Regions from separate parts of the Homo sapiens genome. Here region 1 is linked to region 2. A link is a loop called in an ENCODE intact Hi-C map of the cell type or tissue named here. Cell type or tissue: heart right ventricle. All regions are shown on one strand. Each heading gives the region's core, and the rest is flanking DNA. Links, peaks and the distances in the headings are about the cores only.

Region 1 (10,322 bases), core at 2,318-7,317, 61 kb before region 2:
TAGGTACTTATATAACCTAAGAAAACTAATTTTCACATTTCCTCCCAATCATTAAAAAATGTAAAAACCATTCTAACCCATAGGTCATACAAAAACAGGTGGCGTTTAGCTCACAGGTCACAGTTTGTCAACCCCTGCTTGAAACATATATCTGATACTTACTTGAACCTTCTCTGAAATGTCTATAATGGTGAGTGAGACAGAAAAAGACTCATTGGACGTCTGCGAAGATGAACTATTTGGACATCATAAGTGTTTAGCATAACACCAGGCACAAACAACATTACTCAATAAATATTAGCTGTTGTTTTCATTACCATCATCATCGTCACCATCTTCTTCTCTCTTAGTGGGGTTGGTTAACCACTGAGTATGTGGCTTGGCACACAGTAGGCACTCAGTGAAAGCTAGATGGTGTTATTATTTCACATGGTTGGGGTATACAGCATCTCAACCATTTGAGCACATCAGACTTAACTGTAGGATTTTTTAAAAACACACATGCTGGTTTTCCACCCCCAGAAATCCCAGTTTGCCCAAGGAAAAGCTGAGCACATGACTTTTTTTTGAAAGCTCTAGAGGCGATTCTGATGATTCCAGTCACAAACCAGTGGCTGATAGAGGGAGGAAAATCTGGGCAACAGGGTAGGAAATCCCAATCTCTAGACTGGCCGTTTGCTCTGCTCAGTTTTATGGTCACATACGACACCAGCTGGTGCTTAGCCCACTTTGGAAATGTTGGATTCCATCTGTCAGTCAGTCATCAACCGATGCTAACTGAGGAGACCTATCGCACACTGGCCCTTGAGCCAAGTGCTCAGATACAAAAATGAAGGAGGCAAAGGCTCTATGGTTTATAGCCCCCTTCCCTCACCTTCCCTCCCTTTGCCACCCTTTGTTTTTCTTCTTAGCCCCTTTTTAACCACATGGCATCTTAAGTATATATGTTGCTTCTGTCCCCTGAGAGCAGGGTCCTGATGGATCTTACTCATTACTGCTGCTACAGAACAGTGCTTGGCACCCAGGTGGTGTGCTTAATAAAGATCTGTGTTAAGGAGGTGAATCGGGAACTCTGTGCATCTTGGAGAACCACTCTGATTCCAACCCAAGGGAGAGCATGAGGCCTCAGACTCATGGGTCTTGGAATGTGGCAGTGAAGAGTGGAATGTGGCAGTGAAGAGTAGAACGTGGTTTTCAGCTCTGCCATCATTTTGCTAGTCTGAAATCACTGCTGTAAGTTTCAGTTTATTCATTTATAAAATTTATAAAATGTTGTGAGGATTAAGTGGTATAATGCTGAATGTGTGGAAAGTGCTTAAAAATAGTAGTTCGGTTGAGTTGATTTTCTCATCACCTGGAATTGAATAAACAGAAAACAGTTCTAGAAATGTTTTGAACATTCCTGAAGAGATAAACTAAGTAGCCAGCAATACGCCTACAATATTCCTAATTATATGTCCTGAGAGCACGCATCTGTTCACTGAACAAATATTTATTGAGCTTCTACATGTACTGGACACTATGGTGGGGTCCCAGCAGGTGGGAGTCATAAAACTGGACATGGTTCCTGCCCTCATGGAACTGTGTGCAGAGGCGATAGACAGAAATTAACTAAACCAAGAATCATAGAATTGTAACCCTGAAAAGAGCAAGGCAGTGAGGTATATGGTGCTTTCAGGCCTGTACTGGCGAGGGTGGATTTAACCTAATCTAAAGGCTGAGGCAAGGTTTCCCTGAGCAAGTAACCCTTGGGCTAATATATGAACCATGTGAAGGCATTAACTAGACCAAGAAGAGGGCAGAGCTTTGGCCAGGTGCAGTGGCTCATACCTGTAATCCCAGCACTTTGGGAACCAAGGCGGGTGGATCACTTGAGGTCAGGAATTCGAGACCAGCCTGGCCAACATGGCGAAACCCGGTCTCTACTGAAAATACAAAAATCAGCCAGGTGTGGTGGCAGGTGCCTTTAATCCCAGCTAGTCAGGAGGCTGAGGCAGGAGAATCGCTTGAACCTGGGAGACAGAGGCTGCAGTGAGCCAAGATCACGCCATTGCATGCCAGCCTGGGTGACAGAGCAAGACTCTGTCCCCCCAAAAAAAGAAGAAGGCACAGCTGGGCATGGAATAAGGACAGAAAGAAACCACAGTTCAGGCAAGGAAATGATGAGGATTTCAAGTCAGAAAGGAGGCAGGAGTCAACCATTCAGGGTAGGCTAACTCTTCTAAAAATCTCAACGTGCTCACGAATCCCCCCCTGAGCATCCTCTGAAAATGCAGATTCTGATGAAGCAGGTCTGGGGTGGGGCATGAGAATCTGCATTTCTAATGAGCTCCTAGGAGATGCTGAGGCTGTTGGCCTGCAGGCCATACTTTGAGTAGGAAGATGTAAGGCCATCTGTTTATCCTAAAAGCAGGGGAGTTTAGGCAAAGAGATTTTCCTAGGATTCCTCTGGATTTTATGAACCCACTTTGCAGTTATCACAGAGCAAAACCCTCTGCCTGGAGCTTGGGAATCCTTTGGAAGCCACAAAGATTTAGTTGGAGTTGCTGTTCTTTCCTAGCAAGTATGTCACCCCAGTTCTAGGTGGCATCGCCTGGAACAGGCTCTTTGCCCAACAGAACCCGGCTTGCTTGGGTGTTACCATTCAGAAACTCTAGAGGGTAGGGCTGGGGAGAGGACAGCCCAGGCATTTTTTTTTTCTTTTATCAGGTTAGGTTTGCTGAAAAGAAAATATAGAAATGTATACAAATAGATCATCTTTGAGATGCAATAATAGCCACCCATGGGATTGAAATGAAATCTTACAAACACGAATTCGTCTCATATTCAATCATTAAAGGATTAAGGGACTGGTATGCTTTTGTTGTTGCTGTTGATGTCCGAGCAGACCCAGATTAGAAATCTCAGGACTGCCAGTCCACGTGGCAAGACTGATCACTATTGGTGATCAGTTGTGATCATCTGTAGAGATGAGCATCGAGAAACCAGAGAGCAGGACAGTGCTGAACCCCCCCCCGGGGCAAGATGAGCACAGGAACCAGGGCAGATGAAGCTGGGAGGCGAGTTCTCCTTTGGTGATATTTGAGGGGACAGGACGAAGAAAGAGATGCCTGCACTATGCCTTTGCTGCATCTCTCCCAGGTGCACTGATGTCTTTCTAAGACAATCTGGGTGACAAATATGAGCCCAAGAAACATTGCCTTTGTAACAGATCCCAGCCGCTCCCAATGAATGTCCCCAAACAAAGGTTGCATGCCACCCCCTCGTGCTTGAGCGAGCTCAATTTAATTACTCACCTCTGCAGCTTTAAATCAAAGGTGGCTCCTATTAAGCATAATTACCTTTGCCAGCAGCTTGTATAACACAGTAGTGAGGAGCTACTAACCAGGAATGTTTTCCACAGAGTATTACATATGCATTGGACTAAATCAACAGCAGCCAGGGACCTCAGCTTTGGATGCACAAATGATTCAGCCACGAGCACATGCATGTTGCAGGTAGACTGTCACATGCACACATCAATACAATGTTTCCTTCGCATATGTCAGCAGCCTAGAAACACCACTATGCAAGAGAATAAACTACAAGAGAAAAGGCTTCTCTAAAGCTCAAACGCACAATATATGTTGCTAGATCAGTTTTTCCACAAGAAAGCAAATTGCAATCCAACCAGTTAGTCTCTGAACAATCCCAAATACAGCAAGAGAAGTCAGACAAACTCTTTCTCAACAACCGAATGCCCATATTCCTCCAGGCTTTTTACCCCAGGAAAGCAGGAAGTGATACTACCCAGGCTGACTGGGATACAGTCATTTTTTTCCTCCTGTTCAACCTCACCACATCTTTCATTCCTGACATACAAAAACTTTTTAAAATCATGAGCATCTTCATCATTTCAGGCTTCTCAATTCCCATTTTGCCTAATAAATAAATAAATAAATAAATAAATAAATAAATAAATAAATAAAAACCTGAAAGGAAAGTTGAGAAGAACTTTCGGCCTTAAGCAAAAAGATGCTACAGTGATCTAGACTTGGAAAGTGGTTCTTTCAATCCTGTTGGCTCATTCTGGGAGACATATTTTACCCCACTTCCATTTTATATTACCTTTTTATTAAACTGTGTGCCCCAAAGCATAAATGCAGACCTCAAAAGAATATATCTCTTTCTCCAAAGACATCTATGTGCTATTCCAGTAGTCTTCAACATACTGTTGTCTACAAACACCACATTAACATTTATTAAGAACTTACTATGTACTTAGCATGCATTAAAAACACTATTTTTAATTAAGAAAGTGGGGCTTAGAAGGTTAAATAACTTGTCTACGATCAGATAGAAAGTAAATAACCTTGGCCGGGCACAATGGCTCACACCTTTAATCCTAGCACTTTGGGAGGCCGAGGTGGGTGGATTACCTGAGGTCAGGAGATCAAGACCAGCCTGGCCAACATGGCAAAACCCTGTCTCTACTAAAAAAAAAAAAAATACAAAAATTAGCCAGGTATGGAGGCGTATGCCTGTAGTCCCAGCTACTCAGGAGGCTGAGGCAGGAGAATCGCTTGAACCTGAAAGGCAGAGGTTGCAGTGAGCCAAGATTGCACCACTGCACTCCAGCCTGGGCGACAGAGCGAGACTATGTCTCAAAAAAAAAAAAAAAAAAAGGAAAGAAAAAATAAATAACCTAGATTGGAACCTCAGTTTGCCTGAGTTCAAAGCACTTGGTTGCAACCCTATAGAGAATGTAGTGGACAGCTATGGACTCTGCTGGCTCTGCATGCATTCCTCCCTTTTTTGGTAATGCCACTTTGATTTTGCTTTGGCAAATCATTCTGGATGCACAGAGCCAGAGAAAGTGATTGGTTCAGGGAGGGTCGTGGAAACCTATGTAGGTTAAGGTCAACCCCAGAATATTTGCTGGAGGTCCTGAGAGAGATGTTCTTTTCTGCTAGTGGCTAAGCCAGATGGACGATGATGGTAGGTGGTTACTACAGCCACCCCATGTAGAGATTCTGAATGAGGAGCGAGGTTAAAAAACATCAAAGATGGAGCTTACCCCAACTCCATTCCTTGGGTCTCTGTATCTGTAGCTGTGAAGCTGGAGCTCTGCTGAGGAACTGAGATGCTGGAAAATGTATCACAGGCAAAAACAGGATTCATCAAGATAAAAAAGTTTGACCTCTAGAGGTGCTGAGGTTAGGTACTTGTTGTGGCTTTAGAGTGAAACACACCTGAGCTTCAATCCTGGCTCCACTATGTGTCTTCCATCTGAACTAATTACTTCACAGCTCTGTGCCTCAGTTTGCATATCTGGAAAACAGGAATAATAGTCTACCTGCTCAATTGAAAGGGAGGCTAAATGAGCCTCAAGTGCACTGTAATGTACATGGGACAGAGCCTGGCATGTGGTGGACTCTCGGAAATGTTAATGCATCTGGTTATCACAGTTTCCAGGAGCAAAACAGAGGGAAGGAGACACAGGGAAACCAAGCTGATTTGATTAGAGGTCGTGGTGAGCAGTGAAAAACACTCAGAGTGGCCAACCAGGGAAAAATCTGGAGAACTTCACGGCACATTATGGCTTGTAAGAGCTGACTAGGGGCTAATGTGCAGGATAAAGGGCACCTGGGTTCAGGAAGGATTCGTCTGAAGGGAAATCAAGGGAACCATTGCTAATGAAAATGTCAGGGCCCACCTGTGATAAAATCCGGGCAGAAATCAACAATTAGATCCAGAAACAAACATATAGACATGAGCTTGAATTCCTAGGGAGCCACAGATCATCTTTATGCATTCATTTATTCATCCATCCATCCATCCATCCGTCCATTCATTCACTCATCCATCCATCCATCCATCTACTCATCCATCCATCCATCCATCCGTTTATCCATCCATTCATCCATCCATCCATCAATCCATCTATCCATTCATCCATTCATCCATTCATTCACCCGTCTATTTTTCCATTAATTCACCCATTCATTCTTTCAACTAACATTTCCTGAGACCTCACTGGGTGCCTTCTTCCGGACGTTATTCTGGGCACTCCATTGCTAACCTCTGAAAGCAGAGGCTGTGCCTTGTTTATCCTGATAAGCCCTGATACACAGCACAGGGGCCGGAAAACAATGTAAATTAATAAATATCTGTTAAATGAATAAAAGGCAGACTCTCAAATACACATACTCCTTTCTGGGAACTTATCTTTCACTAATTTGTTTGATCTATCCATCCCTTCTTCCTCCAAGCAGTTTCCAAGCCTCTTTTGTGTTATTCTTGGAATGAGATTTGTACCCTGGAAAAGCTACATGGCAGCATCAGCTTCAGCCCAGCAAGGTTTCCAGCTCACATCCTCACCCCACAAACTTCCCTTTGCTCCTCCGGAAGGCAAGGGTGGCCTTTTACTTTTGTTATGTGTTTCTCGCATAGAAAATTAAAACATCTCAATCCACAAATTGGTTTGCTCAGTGTACTATGTGTCACAAGTGTCATTTTCATGATTGCAAAAACTATAGGAAGCCCTTCCCCTTGTCTTCATTTATTATTTTTTTCTTTCAATAAGGAAGGTTATAAGTTTCCATTGCTACTGTTTTATCTTGGGGGACTCCCCATTAACTTTTCCAAATCCTTCCCTCCACTTCAGGAAAGCAGCTTAAAGTATGTGCCTAAGAATTCCAATTGCAGTTACAAACAAGCGTTCCTGCTTATTTTTATTTGTCAGAGTGCACTGGCAGATTCAAAAGTCAAACCAAAGCACAGAACTTTTCTTGTGGAGGGGCGCCCAGGGGACTGTGATCTAAAATGAAAATGAGATCATGATTTAATAACAACAACAAAAACAAACCTCACACAGTGCATTGTTACACGTTTGAAAACATCTCTGTATTCCTTAAATGTTCTGCTAAGAGTACTAACAGGTCAGTCCACAGGAAATGCAAGAATACGTTATATTTTAATCAGGGCACATAAAACACTGTCTAGAATGTTATGTTGCCCGGGGGAATGCAGTGAGCAGGGAACATTTATAAACTCCAGGTCAGTCTCCCCATTACATCACTGTGAAAAAAAATAAATTTATGAGGTTAAATTATATGGATGTTATATATTGGAAATGTTAGCCCATTCCCAAATGAGAATGTTGGCTGAAATAGCCAGATTCCCAGAGAGAAATTTCAAAGTCCTTCTATTGTGGATGTTTTTATGGTAACTTTCCACAAAGCAGTGAAGACTTATTATTTGGAGATAATGAAATGAATAAAAAAAGAGAAGCCTAAGAAAAAAACCTGTAAATTCCAATCGAGAGGGCACCTAAAAGAGCTGCTTACATTATTCTTCTCCTGAGATGATAATACAGAAGTTATTTTGTGGAACTTACTCATGATTTATTTGATCTATTCCTCATCTAAGTGATTGGAAACACAGATGTTGATGCTATAACTTTGCTTCCAGTAAATAATTCCTCAAAGGACTCACATTTGTTTAACCTTAGTCACAAGATGATAAAACTTATTAAACATTTATGGAGGCAGCAACACAATTCTGTTGGTTTATGTGTTTGGCAAGTTTGGAAACTCATTTCCCCAACTTTTCCACCTTCCTTTCACCTCTTTTAAAGAAAAAAAAATCTTTGAGGAAATTCCTGTACCTGGATTATGAAGATTTTTTTCCCCTTCATTCTTTCTCTCCATTTGTGGCTGCAGTTTGACAGTAAACAGAAGGGCTGCCCTGCTGATCTTAAGGAACAATAATTAAACCAAAGGGACAGGAGACAAGGGGCTCCTATGGGATCCACAGAGGAAGAATAAAAGCCCCACTGAAGAACTGTTTTCTTACGATTGCTAGCCTGCTTCTGAGATAAGCAAATGTTCACGAGTGCCATGTGCATGCATCGGTTTATCTATATGACATTTACTAAGATCCTACTACAGTCAGCTCTGTGAGTATAAATAACTGGGGTATCTAAATATTCCAAAGGCCTGGAACCTTGGAGAACCCCTTGTTCATTCATTCATTCATACATTCATGCATTCAACCCACTGACTGTGTTCCAGGTACTGCAAATGAATTGTTCCCACAATTCCTAAGATGAATCCCTGACACGATAGAACATGTGGCATGGAGAGGAAGAGAGGCCAGGAAATAGACATTACAATAGGGTGTGGAGCTTCCAGTACTATCTGTCTCTTATACATTTCCCATTGAGAGCAAATTTTCCTGAGCAGGGGACATCCTGTGTAACAGTGGTTTTGTTTTCCTCTAACCAAGCCATGACCAGGAGGTCAGGGTACAGTGCCACAGGGGAACCCCCAGGAAAATACACTGTGACGTCGGCTTCATGTTCACAGGGAAAATCCTGAAGGGCTTTGCAGTGATTCCATTAGCAGCATAGTTGGCAAGAACACATGAACATGCCAGGTCCACCACAAACGCAAAATCATGCACCAGAAAAGCTTTTCACACTCTTTCCCCACAACACACACTAATACCCACAACATACATAATCCACACAAAATCATGCATCAGAAAAGCTTTTCACACTCTCTGCCCCCAACACACACACTAATACCTACAACATACATAATCCACACAAAATCATGCATCAGAAAAGCTTTCACATTCTCTCCCCCCACAACACACACTAATACCCACAACATACATAATCCACACAAAATCATGCATCAGAAAAGCTTTCACACTCTCTCTCCCCACAACACACACTAATACCCACAACATACATAATCCACACAAAATCATACATCAGAAAAGCTTTCACACTCTCTTCTCCTACAACACACACACTAATACCCACAACATACATAATCCACACAAAATCATGCATCAGAAAAGCTTTCACACTCTCTCCCCCCACAACACACACTGATACCCACAACATACATAATCCACACAAAATCATACATCAGAAAAGCTTTCACACTCTCTCCCCCCACAACACACACTAATACCCACAACATACATAATCCACACAAAATCATGCATCAGAAAAGCTTTCACACTCTCTCCCCCCACAACACACACTAATACCCACAACATACATAATCCACACAAAATCATGCATCAGAAAAGCTTTCACACTCTCTCCCCCTACAACACACACAATAATACCCACAATATACATAATCCACACAAAATCATGCATCAGAAAAGCTTTTCATGCTCTCTTCCCCTGCCACAACACACACACTAATACCCACAACATACATCACACATGTTCAATCACAACACACATAATATACATGTATTCACAACTCACGCACACAATAAAAGAGACCTACAGCAGAAATACACAATCAAAATATACATACAGTGTAACCAAGTCATGCTGGGTAAAATATACACACAGTGTTCTCAATACGCAGAGGTAATAGACCCAACACACACACACACACATCCCTGTTATAAGGATGATGTTGGTCTTGGTTAGGAAAAGCATATTGTACCACATGGACCTTCTAAACATTGGAGTTCTGTCTTATTTATTTCTACCCCCTGGACCTACCAGTGAGCTTCAATATATGTTTGCTAAACTGCATTAACTTAAGTTTAACTGCTTAAAGTGTTAAATTGCGGGATTGACTGTTGTTAACAATTCATCTTGTAACACAAAATCCGGGGGGCTCTTCCTTCCCTGACCCGACCCCATCCACACACCTGTAACACTCCAGGAGCTCGGCATCTCTAAAGCCGTAGCTGGCCAGCTCTGAAGCTTGATCTATTACAAACACTGAGGACAAGTGTGATTTCTTTTCTGTTGTTCATGCTTTTCTTTTTACTTCTCCCTGTTCCCCACCCCACCCCACCCCAAGGCAGCTACTCAGTTTTCTTAACACACTTATTATTGGGATTATTGATATATTTTATTTACGTTCAGCGTACTTAAGCCAAGCAGGCATTTTTCAAGTGCCTACTATGTGCAAATGTTTTGGTTAGAGGGGTAGACATCTTTGGTTAGAGGGGTAGACATTTTTCATTAGAGGGGTAGACATCTCAGTGAAGTTACAAAAAATATTCAAATTATAAAATATTAGCTGTTTCAATAATGTTTATTTTTTTCCCAAATGATTTTCTTACTACATCCAGTAAATTTTTCATAACTGTTCTTCTCCACATAAATTACTTATGTGAAGATTGTAAAAATTACCACCAATATTCAATACAGGATTTTGTGCAATGGTGAAAAATTTAAAACATGCTAAATGTCTATTAACAGAGGAACCGATAAATGAATACAAATGAACATTCTTATGATGGAATATTACAAAGCACATAAAGAGAAATTAGTTATATATATATAATTAGTA
Region 2 (10,322 bases), core at 2,267-7,266:
CCCAGCCTGTTTTCACGAGGCTTGATAATATACAAAAAGAGTTGACATTTTTGAATAGTAATTCTACATATGCCAGGCACTGGGCTCAGTGTTTTATATGCTTAATAACATATTCACAAAACTTTTCACACACACACACACACACACACACACCCCTTACAAGAAAGATATTGCTACCTCGAGTTTGTAGGTGGAAGCTGCAGCTCAGAGAGGTTACATAGCTTGCCAAATACTGCCTAGCCAATAAGACTGCCACGATGTAAGCCCATCTGCCTGTCTCTAAAGTTTATTCCCTTCTTTCTGCGTATTCTGGCAGAAATACCTGCTGGCTCCCGGTGTAAGGGAAAAGATGGGAAAATATAGAAGAGATTGTGAATGTCTAGAGTGTAACTCTTATTTTTTCTGTCAATTACTCCTGTCATATTTATAAGCACTGATGTGTCCTGCTGTAACATTGTGTGCCATAGCATTAAAAAATGCTAAGTAACCCAAACATAATTAGAAAGGTATATTTCCTGGGAGAGGTGAGTGGCAATACCATAGAAAGTACTCCCAAGCCTAAGATAAGCAAGTTTTGGTTTAAAAATAACTTTAGATGCTCTGTGCTGCTGCTCGTTTCAATTAGGAAACATAATAAAATAAAACTGCACACTCAACTATACGTACTATGTGAAGAATATAATTATATCTAAGTAGATAACCTATATGTAACCTACTTGAATTTATACAAATAGGCATCTAGATTTACCTGCCTGGAAAAGCAGGCTGGCATTTAAATCTCGTTAATCTATCTTTTGCTCAGGTGGTTGTAGCAGTTTTGTAGATAGGGCCATGCTGTCTTCCATGGCCTCAACTGGAAAACGGGCATAATTAAATCTATCACGTGGGTTGTCAGAAAATGTGAATCAGACACACTGCTGATGATTGTGAAGGTACTGCTTGTAAAGAACAAGTGCTGGTCACATCTTTTGATAAAGGTGTAACATGGAGAGGGCAGTTGAAAATGAAAACCCCTTCTCTGGATGTTTGTCCTCCAACCACCTACTCCTCCAAGCCAGAAATCTGATGGCTGTTTTGGAAATTCAGAGTCTCTTAACTGTACCACAGCTCTCCTCCCAGCCTTTACATCTACTGATCCCTGTCTCTTCCAGTCTCTCTTCATTCCTTTCACCCCTGTGTCCTGCTGTATCTTGTAACTATGTCACGTCATTAAAAGATAAAGGCGACAGCCACGGTGTAAGGGTTAAGCCCTTCAAGGTGGCCTTAGAACACAACAGACAAAGGCTGGTAGCTCAAGAGCCCCATAAATCCCTGCTTTTCTTGATTCTTCTCCTTGGTGTCTAGGTTCTTGGCGAGGCACACGACATGCTGACCCTTTCACCTGTTCACCCCCATCTCTCCTCCAGGTATTCTCTTTGGACAGAGTTTCACAGTTGTGGTACTATTGACTTACTGAGCCACATAACTCTCATTATCTTGTTGTGGGGGTTGTCCTGTGCATTGGATGTTTAGAAGCATCCCCAGCCTCTACCCGCTAGATGCCAGTAGCACTTCTCCTCCCAGTTGTGACAGCTAAAAAGCATTTCCAGACATTGCCAAATGTCCCCTAGTGGTGGTGATGGTGGTGGGAAAATTACTTCTGGCTGAAAACCACTGACTTAGTAGCCTCACCCTTGATTGTAAGTCGTGTTTCATTGGCTCCACCGTGACCTGTAAGCTCTCTGCATGTAGGGAACCTGCAGCTTTGCTCCCAGCTCCACCTCAGAAGTGGACACAGTGCCTAGAGTCCAGCAGGCTCTCAGATAGTGGTTGAGTGAGTAAGGGAATGAAGCATCTGGAAATTTCCTCTGGCTTGGAAAGTGAGGTTAACTTTGCTTTGCTGAATGACCTAGAAAAATTCCTTTATGCCCTTACTTTACATGAAATGCGATTCTCACAGTGCACATCCCTCTGATCGGATATGTGAAATCACCCGTTAAAGAATGCCAGCAATTCTGCTGTTAGGACTCTTGGGTTTTCCAGGAGGAAGCCATGAGTCTTGATTTTCTTTCCCCCTAAGGTTTGGCTTAACACTGAGGCGCTGGAGCGAGAGCAGCCGCAGTCCAAAGATTCATATCCCCCCTGTTTCACTGCATATGGCCTTAGAAAAATTATTTTTTGAAAAATGACCTAAAGCTTTCCTAAACTCCTCAGGAATGACACCTGAGGGGAACACCTGAAAGACTTCACATTCATTAGCTAAACCTTCTTGTTAGGTTATGTTCCCTGAAATGCATTTGACAGTTAATGAAGTAGAAAAGATGGCAGTCGAAGAAAAAATAAAATTCTGTCAGATTCTGGCGATAGAACAGGGAGGTTAAAAAAAAAAAAGCAGGAACCTGGGGAGGCATCGATAGATCAGCACCCCACACTGTGAGGATTTTATCGCTGGGCACATTGCCTCGGATCAGAGCCGGCGGCAAAGTTAAATTCATGCATGGCACTCTGCTCAGATCCTAAGACCATACAGAACTCAGGCAACCAAGATAAGGTGCCTGTCAGGGCAAAAGCAGCAGGAATACAGGGCTGACTGGCAGATATGTGAAACAGTGATCAGAGAAGAGAAAGAAAAAGGAAAGACATGTTCAAAAATATTTGGACTGCTTTAGACACCTTTCCCCATTTCAGTTGGATTACAATTTAGTCCAAACCTTGCTTGAATACTCAGAAGGTAAAACCAGCTTGCAGGCAGTCGAGTGAGCAGGCACAGACTTTCTCTGCAAACATTCAGTTTTAAATGACCTCGTGGGATGTGATTCATTTCCCGATCCCTTTTCATCTTCCGTGCCCTCTATTGAGGTTCAGAAAAGGGATCTGCGGGAAGAAGAGTGGCACACTGGTGTACACCTCTGCAGTTGCCAAAATTATTATTTGGTTAATTCAGCTCTGTCCAGTCTTCCTGAAGTTGGGCAAACCTGTTTTCTTCTCTATGATGTATCACTTAGAAACACCAACTGCAAGGATTTCTTATGTTCACAAAAAAGGAAGGAAACAGCTGGTAAATGTTTCACAGATGGCAAAGCTCTTGGCATCTCTCTCAAGAGAGGGCCACCCATGCAGATGGCTCATTATTTTAACATTTGGATTTCCATCTTATTAAAACATCTTTTTTTTCCTCCTGGTTTTATTTAGCATCATAAATTCTCTTACACTTCAGCTAGCGACTAAGCGATTTGAGGACGTGCGCTCTAAGGAACATCCTTTGGCTAAAACATAGATTGGTAACATCATTATTCCCAGCTTTGATCTCAACATGATGGGCTTCAACCTGATTAAAAATTCCAATGGATGGAAAAGCTCTGAATAGTGAATTTATCAAGCAAAAGTCCATGAAGTCCATATAGTAGCTGAATTATTCAGCAGAACGATAAACCGAGTGAAATTGGGGGAAATAGTTTTATTCAATGCATAAAATCTCTATTACTATGCAATATGCATATATAAAAATAGACAAATGCACAGTGGGTGTAGATTTATAAACACACCCTTTCTACATATGTAAAGGGGTTTCTGCACCATGAAATGCAACGACCAAAATTTAAACCAAGCAATGCCAACTCTTGGCAAGGTAGATAGGAAAGGGCCAAGATTTCAAAGGATAGTTCTCTGCCCACTCAGATGTCAACAGGACTGAACCTGCATCTTCTATCCGAATAGCTGTTTCTAGGTGCAGAAACAGGAAGGCTGTTGTGTGGCTGGATGGAAAGAAACAATGAACTCTTGCTGCCCTGACGTTGTTGCAAAAGCAGCCCTCGCCACTCTCCTTTCCAAATATTGCTCCCAAGGATTGGGGAAAGTTGTGGATACCTCAGCATTCCAAACTATTGTGCTGGGGTGTGGGGAATGTTGGAGATGCAAATGCAAGTGACAAAGCAATGTAATAAGAACAAACCAATCTCTTTAATGTGGTGTGAGATGCTGGCCTAAATACAGATCACTCGCTATGTTCTCACAAATAGGCCTCATGGAGCGGGGCCTGTGCACACCACGTTGTAAATGTTTATTAGCAATGGTACTCAATGCACGTTATGGGTCCGTGGAGCCCAGAGCTGGCTCACTTTGGGGGTCAAATGTAAATCCCTGAAATGCTGAGAAAATGTTAATAGTTGCCATCACCAAGAACATATCGGTTGAGAATGTACATAGGTATCATAAATGGAGGCTTTGTTCATCGACTTGAATCACCTCTGGAACATCTAGCCTAAAGCATTAGCTTGTGTAATGCATTCTGTGAGCTGCTGGCTTTTCTATCAGATGGAAAGCAAGACAGGAGTTTCAGAAAGTATAGTTTCACAAACAAGAGGTGGAAAGGGCAATGCTGATTAGACATGTCTAGGAAGCTATGAGTGGTAGAGATATGAAAGAAAAAAATTAAACCAACTTCTCACTAAGAAAATTTCTTCTGGGGGGTCTCATGTTGCTTCACGGGTTTTGGTATCTTAGCATAAATTGTAATCACGAAAGCACAGGTCCTGACAGTCCTCAGATAGTAGACTTTTATGGGTGGAGGATCTTCAAGCTTACCCTCTTTGATCACTCTAAGGTAGTGGTTCTTAAAGGTCCCCAGTCTAGTGGCATCAGCATCACGTGGGCCCCACCCCAGACCTACTGAGTCAGAAACTCTGCGGAAGGGGCCCAGCAATCTGTGTTTTAACAAGCCCTCCAGGTAATTCTGATGCATGCTCAAGTTTGAGAGTCACTGCTCTAAGGAGTAACGGTTTGTCACTCCACCAGTGCCCAAGAATCTTTTTGGTGACAGACATCAAATATGATTCCTGCAAAATCCTGGCAGCAGAATACATTTGTCTATTTAACTGCATGCAAAATGCTTGTCAAGAAGGATTCTGGGGGCTCTTTTTGCAAATGCTTACTCTCTCCTGCATGTGCTCCATCTATCTCTTTGGAGACTGCATATGTCTTCGATCCAAGCTCCAAAGTTGCAAGCCGTCTTAAAAGCACCCCTCACCCCCATCCTTTTCACCTCATATTGGCAAAGACAGAACACTGCACCTAGTTTTCTGTGTCTAGGTGGAAAAGACTGACAGATTTCATTACATTTGTCACAGGGTCTAAAACTCCATGTGGGAGAAAATAAGCCCATTTAGTAAAAACATCTCACTGTACCTTTGAGCCAGAATGGAGAAGCATAAAAAGTATTGTTCCTAAGAAAATTACAAGGCATTTGGTTGTGTTTTCAAAAGCGTGATGACTATTCACCAGACTGGTTTAGGTGGCTACAAAGCCCCCCACAAAACTATATAGGTACTAGAAATACATATGCCTCCAGCGAAATGGCATAAGAATCAAAGGATAAATGAATTTCCTGTGGTGCAGATGAGCTGCTTAAAATCACTCCCATCTGAGCACACCTCCTTTTCCTCATGTGCATTGAAAACCATTTGAATAATGCACGTTATTCAGTTGCATTGTGAGCTCTGAAAGCCATTTAATGAAGGTAGACAGGCTTCCAAGAAGGTGCATTCTTTGACTAATGTAGATACTCCTGGAAAAATCTTTCCCCAACATGGAATGCAAGATTTACTGAGTGAGTGGAAGAAGGAATGCTATTATAAAGTCTTGTTTCACTCAATCAAATCAAATGGAAGCAAACTTGGGTTAAATTTGATCTATTCTAGGTGAAGCTTACCCTATGCAATGTATATACTGAAAGGCTGTAAGTCAATCACATTTTAGCAAATCAAACCAACTTTCTATTGAGTTTTACTGTATTATCAAAGTTGCTTTGTCTCTTTATGATTGATCATCAATTAACAGTGGTTACCAATGCCAATCTTTCTGTTAAATAGTTAACGATCTATATACATTAATGCTTAAATGAATAAAACACACTCCTAAATAAAAATTTTATGAATATTTAAGAACGTTAGGGGCACTTATTTGTACCCCTAAATATAGTGTATACATACATACATATATTATGTATTGTTTTAATAAAGTGGAATAACTGTGTCCAAGAAGATTGACTCTTCATATGTAATTTATTTGGTTAATTGAGCCGAAATTACAGGAAAGGACATTTAGAGCAGGGGATATTTAAAATTTTATTCATCTTGGTACTTTGAATTAAAAGGTAGTATAGAGTCAGGTGCAGCAGTGTGGGCTTTGGAGTCACACCTAAACTCAGACCCGCTTGCCACTTCTTGGCTGTGGACTGGGCCTCCCTGACCCCCAGTTTCCTTCTCAGTAACACGAGTCTAGTAATTATTTCTACCCAACGGGGTTGCAATGAAGAGTAACACACTGCTTATTTTTAGCACAGTGCCAGGTACACAGTGAGCACCCGAATAAATGGCAGCTGGTTCTGTGCTTATTATGAACTGAAGGAGTCACAGGTATCATGTCCATGATAAACGGGGTATATATAAATGCCCATCTGGAAAAACCACCCAAACAGTTTGACACCATTGTGGTATTTTAAAAAAATTGCTTTGGCTATATGTCCAAAGAGAGGCTCAGCAGGGTGAGAACAGTTCTAACTAAGTGAAGCAATATGTGGATATTTTAGTATTTGGGGGGAGTCCCATTTTCAAACCCAACTCTTCAGTTTCTGAAATTATTATTAAATAATAATACAGATGATCATCATAATAATGGCACTAACATTTATATAGCACTCACTATGTGCTGGGAACTGCGGTAGATGCATGTATTAATCCATTTAAATATCACAACAATCCATTGAGAGAGATACTGTCATTATTCCTATTTCCCAGAAATAGAAATGAATATGCAGAGAGATTAAATGGCTTGCCCAATATCTCACAGCCAGGAAATGGTCGAGCAGGGGTTTGAACTGAAACATGGGGAGGATAAATTCTCTTGAAAAGGCAAGCGAGGGAAGGCACTGCAGGAATCATCCGATCTCATCCTCTAATTTTACAGATGGAGAAATTGAGGCCAGTACTTAGAACAGTGCTTATCATTTGTAGTAGATGCTCAATAAATAATATTGGAGTGATGAATGGCATCAACAAATGGGAAAATGACTTATGAGTTACTGGCATAGTCAGGAACTAAAAGTCTGGGTCTTTTACTTTGTGTTTTTTAAATTTTTTTTAAATTTTACTTTAAGTTCTGGGATACAAGTGCAGAACCTGTAGGTTTGTTACATAGGTATACATGTGCCATGGTGGTTTGCTGCACCTATCAACCCGTCATCTAGGTTTTAAGCCCCGCATGCATTAGGTATTTGTCCTCATGCTCTCCCTCCCCTCGCTTTTATTTTTTCATTCCAGCTTTTGCTGTCTGGTGAATAGCAACCATACAGCTGAGACACTCCCCCCAGAATACCTGTTGCCAATAATGAGCTTTATAGTCCTTGTAAAATTATTTGTATTTATCATTTCATATCTGACTGTCTGTATGTTTGCTGATATCTCTATTGCAGAATGTTCATCCCTAGAGAACAAGTATCTCAAAATGACCCTTGGGTAAGTAATCTCATTTCTTTTCTCCTTTAGTCTTTTTTTTCCTTTCTTTCAATTTTTGGTTTTATTTGGTTGGTGTTCACCCTTCAGCGGGTGTTCTCACTTTCCTGAACTAATCCATACAGTTGTGAGTAGACTTCAGTGGTCAAAAAATGCTTCTTGATTAACAAATCTTTATAGAAGGCACTCAGGTCAAATGAATAAAGAAGATAATAGACTCTGAATTAGATGGGAAATTCCAGGTTGCCAGTAACAGAAACACCAGCCTAAAAGATATGAACAATAACTAGCAAAAGGAATACAATCGGCCCTCTGTATCTGAAGGCCCCGCATCCCTGAATTCAACCAACTATGGTTTGAAAACATTTGAAAAAAAGAACAATACAGTAATAAAAAATAATGCAAGTCAATAGCATAACAACTATTTACATAGCATTTACATTGTATTAGGTATTATAAACCATCTAGAGATGGTTTAAACTAGGATATGGGGAGATGTGCATAGGACTTATGGAAATACCATGTGCCATTTTATATCAGGGACTTGAGTGTTTATGGATTTTGCTATCCATGGAGGGGAGAGAAGTTTCCTAAAACTGATTCCCAATAGATACCAAGGGACAACTATATATTCCTCATGTAACGAAAGCTCCAGGGGCCTCAGGACAAGCCTGGTCCAGAGCGCCAGTCTCTTTCTCTGAATTTATCAGCTCTGTCTCCTTTACATCTCTCCTGTCTTAGGTAGACCTTCCCTCACAGTGATGTCAGATGTGTCCATGGGTTCTGGAGCTTTAGGCTTTCTTATTTCCATCCAGCAAGGGTGAAAAGTCTACTTCAAGAAAAATTATCAAAATAAACAAAAATCCCTGGTTTGAATTTTGTTGCCTTTTTTTTTTTTTTTTTTTTTTTTTTGACAGGGTCTCACTCTGTCACCAGGCTGGAGTGCAGTGGCGCGATCTCGGCTCACTGCAACCTCCACCTCCCTGGTTCAAGCGACTCTCCTGCCTCAGCCTCCTGAGTAGCTGGGATTACAGTTGCCCGCCACCATGCCCAGCTAATTTTTGTATTTTTTTTTTTTAAGTAGAGATAGGGTTTCACCATGTTGGCCAGGATGGTCTCGATCACCTGACCTTGTGATCTGCCCACCTTGGCCTCCCAAAGTGCTGTGATTACAGGTATGAGCCACCATGCTCGGCCGAGTTTCGTTGCCTTTTACTAGCCTGATTTGATTCATGGATCTCTCTCTGAACCAGTTCTTATAGAGAGAAAAAATGCACCATTGGCTTAAAATTTAAGTCAGCCATCAGCAAACTTGTCTGTAAAAGACAAGACAGTAAGTCTTTTAGGCTTTATGGGCCATAGGGTCTCCATCACAGCTACTCAACATGGCCATTATAGGCTGAAAGCAGCCAAAGGCAATACAACGATGAATGAGTGTGCCCAGAATTGGCCTGTAGGCCACAGTTTGCCAATTCTGGCTTAAACAGTAAGGCCCTAACACTGGTCCAGGGGCCACACTTGAGAATCTTGTATTCTTTTTTTTTTTGAGACAGAGTCTCACTCTGTCACCAGGCTGGAGTACAGTGGCAAGATCTCAGCTCATTGCTATCTTTGCCTCCCAGGTTCAAGCGATTCTCCTGCCTCAACTTCCTGAGTAGCTGGGACTATAGGTGTGTGCCACCATGTCCAGCTGATTTTTGTATTTTTAGTAGAGATGGGGTTTCACCATGTTGGCCAGGATGGTCTTGATCTCCTGACCTTGTGATACACCCGCCTCAGCCTCCCAAAGTGCTGGGATTACAGGTATGAGCCACCATACCTGGCCAAACCTTGTATTCTTTAAGTACCTCTCTGCCAGTGGCATATCTAGTGTAACCCTAATAAATCTTGAGCCTCGAGACCATCCTGGCCAATATGGTGAAACCCTATCTCTACTAAAAAAAAAAAATACAAAAATTAGCTGGGCATGGTGGCAGGCACCTGTAATCCCAGCTACTTGGGAGGCTGAGTACCTTCACAGAAGTTCATTCAAAGAAACCCAAGCTAGCCATGAAGTAGTGATTTTTAAAATCCAAGTGTTGGTTGGGTGTGGTGGCTCACGCCAATAATCCCAACATTTTGGGAGGCCAAGGCGGACAGATCACCTGAGGTCAGGAGTTCAAGAGCAGCCTGGTCAACATGGTGAAACCCTATCTTTACTAAAAATACAAAAATTAGTGGACATGGTGGCACATGCCTGTAATCCCAGCTGCTTGGGAGGCTGAGGTGAGAGAATCACTTGAACGCAGGAGGCAGAGGCTGCAGTGAGCTGAGATCACACCACTGAACTCCAGCCTGGGTGACAGAGTGAGACTACACCTCAAAAAAGAAAAAAATCCAGTCTTTTTGCAGGTCTCTCAAAACACATGAAGCAATATTCAAGATACAAACCAGGACAACGTTCCCAAAACCTATTTCTCTTCTTTACAATTCTCTTACCTCAAAGTTCCCCATTTAACAAATCCCCTGACTGTAATCATCACTAGCTGTACATCTTTCCTCCATTTCTCTTCAGACTCCTTTCCTTCCCAGGCCTTCAATATGTAATCAACGTAGCTTTTCTCTCTCTCTCTTTCTCTCAGTCCTCCTCCATTTCCTCTAGGCCTGCAGCTTCCTTTGTCTACTCTTTTCTCAATTCTGAATCACAAAATATTTTAAACCTGGCTGTCAAAGATTGCCTAGTATTGAATAGTGGGAGAAGGGAGTAGAAAACACAACACGGATAGGTCAATGTAGCTTGTTTTTGTCAGACTTGCAAAACTGGAACCCATCATGTGTTACAAGTAGTAGTGGTGA

Evidence for each region. A loop is a pair of places that touch in the nucleus more often than their neighbours do. Peaks named below come from ENCODE experiments on the same cell type or tissue, not always from the same donor. Only the 100,000 strongest peaks of a DNase experiment are listed, where the experiment ranks them.
Region 1: it touches region 2 in a loop (3-fold over the local background); 2 of 110 quality-filtered maps call a loop at or near these places.

Annotation. Positions count from the first base shown.
Region 1 is chr20:52,989,954-53,000,275 of GRCh38, reverse strand. The region is part of intron 1 of TSHZ2 (teashirt zinc finger homeobox 2); the gene reads right to left. Among named protein-coding and RNA genes, the nearest start is that of TSHZ2, 23 kb to the right of the region's middle. In heart right ventricle, for the core only: no CTCF peak of the experiment used is centred there; no DNase peak of the experiment used is centred there; H3K27ac peaks cover 1,347 bases.
Region 2 is chr20:52,929,284-52,939,605 of GRCh38, reverse strand. No RefSeq gene overlaps it. Among named protein-coding and RNA genes, the nearest start is that of TSHZ2, 38 kb to the left of the region's middle. In heart right ventricle, for the core only: no CTCF peak of the experiment used is centred there; no DNase peak of the experiment used is centred there.